2 separate regions of the Homo sapiens genome follow, and region 1 is linked to region 2. Evidence: read pairs that join two places in POLR2A ChIA-PET (ENCODE). Cell type or tissue: MCF 10A. All regions are shown on one strand. Each heading gives the region's core, and the rest is flanking DNA. Links, peaks and the distances in the headings are about the cores only.

Evidence for each region. Peaks named below come from ENCODE experiments on the same cell type or tissue, not always from the same donor. Only the 100,000 strongest peaks of a DNase experiment are listed, where the experiment ranks them.
Region 1: POLR2A ChIA-PET joins it to region 2 with 5 read pairs; 5 of 35 experiments call an interaction of 5 or more read pairs at or near these places.

The regions. Positions count from the first base shown.
Region 1 is chr1:207,882,552-207,886,937 of GRCh38, forward strand. CD34 (CD34 molecule) reads right to left here. Exons shown (of 8, transcript NM_001025109.2): 8 at 1-4,386. Among named protein-coding and RNA genes, the nearest start is that of CD34, 26 kb to the right of the region's middle. In MCF 10A, for the core only: a CTCF peak has its summit at 2,705 (motif pointing right); a DNase peak (open chromatin) is centred at 2,700.
Region 2 is chr1:207,803,476-207,807,861 of GRCh38, forward strand. MIR29B2CHG (MIR29B2 and MIR29C host gene) reads right to left here. Exons shown (of 6, transcript NR_135299.1): 5 at 2,530-2,622. Among named protein-coding and RNA genes, the nearest start is that of MIR29B2, 3.1 kb to the left of the region's middle. RefSeq lists an enhancer at 2,192-3,391. In MCF 10A, for the core only: no CTCF peak of the experiment used is centred there; a DNase peak (open chromatin) is centred at 2,506.

The sequences.
Region 1 (4,386 bases), core at 282-4,281, 79 kb after region 2:
GAATTTTAAAACAGACAGCCATCATAAACATGCTTTAATGAGCAATTGCAGCATGCTTGAAACAAAAGAACAGAAACACTCAGCAAAGAAATAGAAGGTATAAAGAAGAATCACATGCTTTGCTTGAGCCTTAAAAGAATCACTCACATTTCTGGAACAATCACCCTCACTTTGCTCCTGGGACAAGGCTTCTTCCTCTCTCGGGAACACCCATATCTCTCCTTTTCTCCTCTTTAACTCCTGCTTGACCAAAGGATCAGTCCAGACGTCACTTCTCCTGGGAAGCCTTCCATGGTCTTCCACGGCTTCCATGCCCCTCCCACTCAGAGCTTCCTATACCATAGCACTTACACTCAATGCATATTGTTCTGTCATCTGTCCCTCCCACATCCACCCAATGTAAAGACTTGACAGAAGGGACTATGTCTTATCCCAGGTGCCTGGCATAGTACCTGGCTTATAATAAGCACTCAAATATTTTTTGAATAAATGAATAAATTAATGAATAAATGGAAACTCTTCTGTGGCTCCTCTTCTATTGGATAAAATTAAACTCTGTGGTTTAGCTTTAAACACCCTACACAAACTGTGACACCCGGATCTTTCTGGTACTCGGCTTCCCTTAACACATTCTACTTCTCTGTCATACCAGAAAACACATTGTCCTTTGACAGTACCTTATCTTTCCCCATCACTACATATTGTATGTACTCTTCTATCAGTCTCAAATGTCCTTACTCATTACTATCATCAAAATCGTATTCATTTTTACAGGACCCACTCAGAAACCACCTGTTCATGACCCAGTCTCAGATCTTCTCAGCTGGAAAGGGTCCTGCCCACATCTAGATACAAAGCACTTCATTTAGTCTTTCCTCGTGTTATTTCTCACTTTCTGTTGTGCATTTTTTTTCTTGCTTCTTTGTTTAAATGTGTGTTGTATTATCCCCAAGATTTAAACATTTGGGGTTCAAATAAACTCACATCCTATTCATCTTTGCCTCTGCCACTGTGCACGTAACACAGTCCCTTGTTATTCTCTGAGTTTCAGTTTCTTTTTCTGAGATAATAGAACCTACTTCACAGGGTTTCTGTGAATGTTAAGTAAAATATGCTATTTAAATATTGGCACCATATCTCAATTTTCATACAGTAAGCACTCAAAAACTGTTAGCTACTATCATTGTAAATATGATTATTATTTGAAGAAATAAATAGACTGAGCAAGTCCTGTTACCTCTACTTTGAAACCACTTTTTGAATTCTGCTTGATCTCATCACTGCCAATATGATCACCTGCTCCCAGCCATGATCGTTCTTCTTGCTACGGTCTCCTTCTACTTTCTTATCCCTCAACCTCTATTCTCTACTCAGCAGCCAGCATGATCCTTTTAAAACATAAAGCAGATGATATGACTTCTCTGCTCAAAACCCTCCAGTGGCTTCCCAATCTACAACTAAAAAGGCCCCATGTAGTCTGACCTCCTGCCTCTCCCCACCCCCACTCACTGACACAACCTCATGGCCATCTTGCCCCCTGCCATCTGAGGCTTTCTGCACTTGGCAGCTTTTCATCATAGGGCTTTGCACTTGTCCTTTCCCCTGTGTGGGATAATCTCTCCCAGCTTGGCATACAACCTGCTTCTCCACTTCATTCAAGTGAAGCTGTGCTCTCCACTGTTATTTTTCTAAAAGTAACCACCATATGTAAAATACCAACCATTATTCTCAATATATTTTATGTTTTTCATAGCTCTCAATCCTGAAAACACATGTATATACTTACTGAGATGACATTGTTTACTGTCCTCTTCTGCTAGAATTATAAGCTTCATGAGTGTTTGCTGTATCCCCAGTCTCAAGAACAGTGTCTGGCACATAACAGATGTTCTGGCACATTTCGCGCAGTGTCTGGCACATCATAAGACTTGATGAATGATTGAATGGTGGCTGGAAGCCTCTTCGATGGGGGCTTTAGGAAGAGAAGCAGCATCCTGTTGCACAAAATCGATGACCTATTACTGGTTTTGTGTGAAGAGGAAGTGTGGGATTAATCTACCTAGAAGGGATGAGATGGAAGTGATCTATTTATCTGGACTTAGATGGTATTCCCATTTATCCATTCAGATGAAAATCTGGCTGAAGATAATTCCAGATATGCTCTCCATAGTCAACAGTGTAATACCCTACAGCTAATTTTCCTGGGCTCACTGTGGGCGCCGAAGAAGCCGAACCTCATGGCCTCCTGTGATCTTTGTCCTGGGGCTCCTCCAGGACCTGCTTGGCTGGCCAGGCCTAGGATAGCTTATGTTGATGAAATGCTCCAGAAGTGAAGTCCCAAACCTATCTTCACACTGCCACACTGGCTTCATGACATCCAACTGGAGTAACACGGAGGACTCGGCAGAAGAGTAGGATGATATGATGGAAGGGAAAACTACAGATTCAGGACTTTGGAATTCTGGGTGATTGGGCAAGCCACCTCCCTTCTCTGAGCCTTAGTTTGTCTTTAACTATACCATAAGGGAGTTTAATTAAATGTATCTTTAAAGTTCTCTTCAACAGTGACGTTCTATAGTTATATGAGCTTTGTGTACAAGAGAAATTGGACTAGAGGGTGGGGCAGCCAGGGAGAGAAGCCCAACATGGAGGCGATTGAGCTGAGGCTGAGCAGTAGGACCTCAATAAGGCCAGCAGGTGGCGCCATTGCTGTACCAGGACGCTCAGGCCCACGGTGGGAAAGTTGGATTTTTCCAGAAAGCAGGCAAATTCTTCAGGGCAAGCTGTCCAGCTGTCAGAGGGAACCAGCTGCCCCACCCCACCCCGCAATACACACACAGCCCTTCCTCCCAAAGCATACATACACATTCCAGCAAACTCAGGGTGAGATGCATTGCAGGTTGCTAGGCCTGAAGCTGGAGGTGCATCCAAGTTGCCTTTTCCTCTCCTCCCATATTTCCTAGGAATCTGAACCCTGAACCCACCCCTCCTACTTGATGTCCTAGCTGGGACAGACCCTCACTGGATTACTCTCAAGGCAAGATGTGCAACTAGATGCAAGTGGGCTGGACTTCCCTACTGATTACCATCGTCTTTTGCTCATCATCCTTTGCTCCAACCCTCAAGGCAGCCATCGCCTTTGAGGGAAGACTCTGAACCTCATCATTTCGCCTCCCCTCTGTCCTAGGGAAGAACCTATGATTAGAGGAGTTGGAGAAAAGCAAGAAGGAGATGGGGGTGGAGGAGTGCTGAAGGGAAAGGTCTGGCTTTATGGAGATAAGAATGGAAGAATCAACCTTTGTTTGGCCCCAACTGCCTCTGCCACTGTCGACACACTTGGGAGTGTTTCCTGGAGCTCCTCAGCACTCCCTCCCCAACTTCCTATGGCCTGGTAGGGGTGGGGTGGGGGTTGTTTTGGAAGCTGGGGGGAGGTACATGCTTACAGATTTTTTTTTTAATTAGGCTGCTGTCTTAATCTTGAGGGTGGAAACCAGCCCCCTCCCTGAGTTGGCTGCCAGGTCTCTAGAACAACAGTCCCCACATAGTCCTTCACTGTGTCTACTCTGACCTGGGGGGCTGGGGAGGGGGGTGGCCTGATAATAAAGGGTGCACAGGACATTGCCCCTTCCCTTTGTTTTGCATATTTTGCAGCAGTGATCAGCATGCTCCTCTTCTCAGAAGGGTGTTCATGAAGGGTACAGCTCCTAAGAACCCAACATACCACCCTCCATTTGGAAGCTCCCTGGTACATTCGGGTCTGCCTTTCTACCACTGGAAATGGATGTTTCCTCTCCCCATGGAGGAGAATAGTTGGCAGACTTGGCTAAAGGTCCTTAGCATCCTGGCTGGTGCCTGTGTCTGCTGAGGTGCTCCCTCTTCCCTGGCTGGTCCTCCCCACCACATCACTGCACAGTCTAGCTAGGTCTAATGGAGGGTGTCACTCTTGCATGCAGACACACCCAGCTAAGACAGAGTCACATAACAGATGTGTTTCAGTATCACTTTAATTGCAGTATTTAAACACATCACTTTGTATTCAGAAAAAATATCTACCCAATACTCTCTTCTCTGGAAATTTCTATTTCCAACCGTCATTGAAACCAGGATCCCTGCTCAACCCCTCTGGAAAGAAATCAACAGCAAACAAGGACCTGGGTCACCCACAGAAGAGGCAGCTGGTGATAAGGGTTAGGAGCTGATCTGGGCTATGACCATATGGGGGTGCAGAGCAAGGAAGGGGCTCAGGGTGAGGGAGGCAGAGACAGAAAAGCATCTGTTGGGGGACTGAGGCAACAGCTCAACCCAGGAGTCGGCAGGAGGGAGGAGGAAGCCATGGAGATCAGAGGATAAGGCTAGGATCCAGCCTCAGAGGAAGAGGATTTTTCG
Region 2 (4,386 bases), core at 22-4,021:
GGTATTATTCCAATTTTTGCGAAGAAATTCATCCTTAATGAGGCTAAATAACTTGTCTGCAGTCACACAACCAATCAATGCAGATCCCAGGTCTAACTCCAAAGACTGTGTTTCTGCCCTTGTATCCACTGCAGCCTGCTCCATAACTTGACTATCATCTCATTTTGTTCTTGAACTTCATTAAGAACAAAACAGGGTGGGTGGGGCAGGAAATTCCTAGGCGATACTTCTGCACTGAATGGGATCATACTGACTACATAACACGTTATACTTAGGGGGAGACAGGAGCATCATCTGGGTTCTGCGAAAGCCGGGTGGTCTGGGGCAGCTTGCTTTGTTCTCCTGCTCCTCTAGCGCCTTTGCCGTCTTTCCCCAGCATGTGGCTGTGGGAAAGACACTGAAGATGAACCTGCAACAAGCGATTCTGACACCAGCGCTAGGCTCTACAGCCCACGGGGGACTTGCTAGCCTCAGTCACAGGTGGGAGAGCTGGGGCAGATCTGCACACAAGGGCTCTCAGTGATGACACCTGTAGCCAACACCTGGGGCTTGTTAACCAGGTAACAGCCAGGGTTGTAAGGTCAGGAGTGAGTGTTTAAGGACAGTTACTACTGGGAGTCCAAATCCTGTCAAATGAGGGGATTTGATGAGATTCTCACTTTTCTGCTTTTCATTTTAGCCACTCTTCCTTATCAACTTTTAGTTACCAGTACCCCCTCCCTATGAGCTATCACACAGGTGTCCCGCAGTGATCAGAAAGCACCTTCCTCCATGGCGAGGTCCTGCCTGCCTAAGCTGTTGTCTCTTCTGGAATACTCTCCTTCACCCTCCCTTGGCTACCACCCCTCAGCCCCGCCCCCACCCACCACCACTCCAGGGAACCTGTCATCCTCCCCGCAGCTCAGGAAAGCCTCCCTGAGTCCAGCCCTTGCTAGAAGGTTAAGTGGTCCTCGCCAGCCTCAAGTTCTTTCCTTCAAAAACCACTTATCTCACTTGGTCATCAGTGTGATTATTTAATGTCTCTCCTGCTACCCGTAAGGGACCATTCGGAGTACAGCAGAGGGGCTGTGCATAGCAGGACGCCACTGCCACTGAGGGAGTTAACAGAAGCCACAGTCTGGGTCCCCACTCCTGGATTCTAAAATTTAACTCTTTACTCTCTGGAAGAAGAGATAAGAAGCCATTAACAATGCATCACTTTAATTAAACACTCTAAAAGAAGTGGAGAAAAAAATCATGTTAGTATTGAAATCCTTTGCCTTTCCAATTCCACTGGATAAAAGGGGTCCTTCAGGTCTCAGCCCTCCCAACAGAACCAGTTTTCTCCTCTCAGAATCAGCTGAGCAATGACTCTTCGCTGAAACAAGCTGGTGGCTGTTCCCTACTAGGAAGCAGCCAGTTAGTTTGGTAAGGGCTGGAAGGGGCTTGCTTTCCCTGGCACCATGCCTGAAGGCCACCTAGACCTGTAAGAAGGCAGCCCATGAAAATCCCAGCCTGCTGAGAGCTCTGCCATCCAAGGAGGGTGATGGGTTTTACCCACCTCAGCCTAATGACTCCAAACAAACTGGCTGAAGGTGAAAGGGTTGGCAGGGCTGTCTGGGGAGGAAAACCACCCATCCAGAAGGGTGGGCATGTCAGTCTTACGAGTGCTGCCACGCATGGGAAAGGTGTGGGAGCTATACTCTAGCCTGGTCCACTTCTGTCCCCACATTCTACCTGGAGGCTTCTCGACCTCACACCAGGGCATTAATCTGCTTGGGCACACAGTGAATCAGAACACAATGGTTTTAATACCTGCTTGGCCCCAACTCTGAGAACAGGGACCTGCCACTTGCCCTGAATGGGCCTCAGTGTCTTCATGTGTAAAGAGAGGAGGCTGAGGTAGGCTGCTCACAGCACATTCAAATGCTCGGAGGGCTTGGGCAGGAAACCTGAGACAGAGAAGCAGCAACAGCATGCAGCAGAAATACAGTGAACTGGAGAGGCCATATTTTGTCTAAATGCATGCAAAATCAGATACATTAAAATAACCCTAGCCAGGTGTGGTGGCACCTGTAGTCCCAGCTACTCAGGAGGCTGAGGCATGAGAACTGCTCGAGCCCGGGAGGCAGAGGTTGCAGCAAGCTGATATCGTGCCACTGCACTCCAGCCTGGGCTACAGAGTGAAACCCTGTCTCAAACAAAAACAAAAACCCGTGCAGGCCAAACACACCTGAGGGTTAAATACCATCTATAGGCTGTTGGTTAAAAATAGTTTGGAGACTGCAAAGACAGCTTCTACTTCATTCTATAAATGATGCTTTGTCTTTAAAGCCTAGCATGGTACCTAAAAAATAACATGGGAGGAAAATGGGAAGGTGAGGGAATCCTTCTTTCTGAAATCCATAGGCAAACCCACTGAACAAACAGACACTGGTCCCCAGTTACCTAACCCTGCTTGCTTGTGCTGCGCTACCACAGTGTGTGCAAATCCAGAACGTGGGAAGGTTCTGCCAAGGCAGTGCTGGGTGCTGAGTCACAGCTACTTACGTGACTGATGTGTGTTCCAGCCAGATGGGGGGAGCCGGAAGCCAAGCCCAGATGGCCATCTTCTTTCCTCTGGGAATGCTGATTTCAGGGCTCCTGGCAGCAAGGAAGAGCTCATCTTGGTGAGAGAGGGGCCTGGGGAAGGCTCTTTTGTAAAAGGGGAATGTCTTGCCCTCAAGAGACAGTCCCAGGCCATTGCATGTATAAACTGAAAGGGCAGTCCAGCTTCCTGTCATTCTAGGCAGCAGCCTGGGCATTCTGTCTTTAGCTGTCAGGGTGGGGGCTGTGAATCAGAGGGAAGGGTGATAAAAGGAATGGTATACACATGAGGGGCCAAGGGTGGAGCAGAGGGAGCATGGAGTTACCGGCTGGCCCAAAGTCCCCAGAAACCTCCATCAGGCTCTTCCTTTCTGGCAGGGTGGCCTTCAAAGGAGGACTCAGAACCCAGGGACCACTGCATTTCCCAGGCCCTGAGCCCCAGTGTGGGAATCACATCCTCCAAACCCACAGTGCCCCTCAAATTCCTATTCAGGTAAGAAGGCAAAAAGTAACAGCCTTCCAAGCCTACGTGGACCCAGCATCGGTTTTTCTGGTTTCCCCTGCGTCAGAGGTATGGAGGTCTATGTTCCTAGGCAGCTGCACTCCTAAAAGTTCAGTTTTCCATCCCTCCCTTAACACTACTGACATAAACCCCAGACTCAGTCCAGGCACGGGGGCCCTGGGTCGGGACTGCTGGCTGGATGGGAGGATGCACCAAGGTTACCCTGCCCCTGGGATGAGCTGGGGGGACAGCAGGAGACAGTGGAGGGCAAAGGGAAGGAGGAGGAGTGGAATGAAGACTGGAGCTCGCGTGTCTCCATGTTCCCCCAGTAGAAGGGCTCAGCTCTGGCACAGAAGGATGGGCATGTCCCTGAACTGCTTTCAAGAAAGCTAGTGCTTTCTGCAAGAGGAAAAATGAGCATACCAATGGTCTATTACACAAACACAATGCCCACCACAGAGTTCATGGGTCCAAACCAATGCAGATCCAAAGGCAAACCACCAATGCTGCTCCCTGGTCATTCCTAAATCATCTGCTTGACTCAGTGAAGATGGAGTCAAAAGTGAAACCACAGTCTCAGGTGAAACCTAACTCTGGAGGTAGGGAGGGAGACGCCCCAAAGCCCAGCTCCCCCACCTCCCCCAGGCAGAGCTGGTGACCACTTCCTTCAGCCACTGGGAAGTAACTAACAGATGCAGTATCCTACCAGGCACCACACTCACAAGACGGCATGGCTGCTCTCGCTGGGAGAAGCACGTTCCTGTTCCCAAGAGCTCCTCCAGAGACATGCCCCAGCCTCTTGCAGCACAGCCTCTGCTCCTCCCTGGAGGGAGAGCACAGCATCTCAAAGGAGAGAGCATTTCAACAAGTCAAACACTCTCCCCAGAGCAGAGCACAGCCCAAGGGGGGCACCAGGAAGCCCAGGGTGCTTCCTGAACTAATCTCTGAGTGGCAGTTCTCCCCAGTACCTGGGCACACACCTGGTCCACACACATGGACTGGGCACACCCTGTGGCGTGATGTAGTTCCACTTCCCTAATAGAATGGAGGGAGGCTGGGCCAGACAGAGGGTAGATTTGAATCCAAAGCCAACTGCAAGCCCACTTTCTCTCCTTCCTCTTTGGCTGGCCCAGCTGGTAGCTGCACCTATGGTGCTATTCCAGCCTCATTCTGCTATCAGGACCTCTGTCTGCCAGACTCAAGAACAGTGAGTAGCAGGAGGAGGAAGGAGGAGAAAGGAGGGAGGAGAGAGGAGGAAGGAGGGTAAGAGGGAGGGAGGGACTCGGGAGAAGAGGTGGAGGAGGAAGTTTCACAGTCTA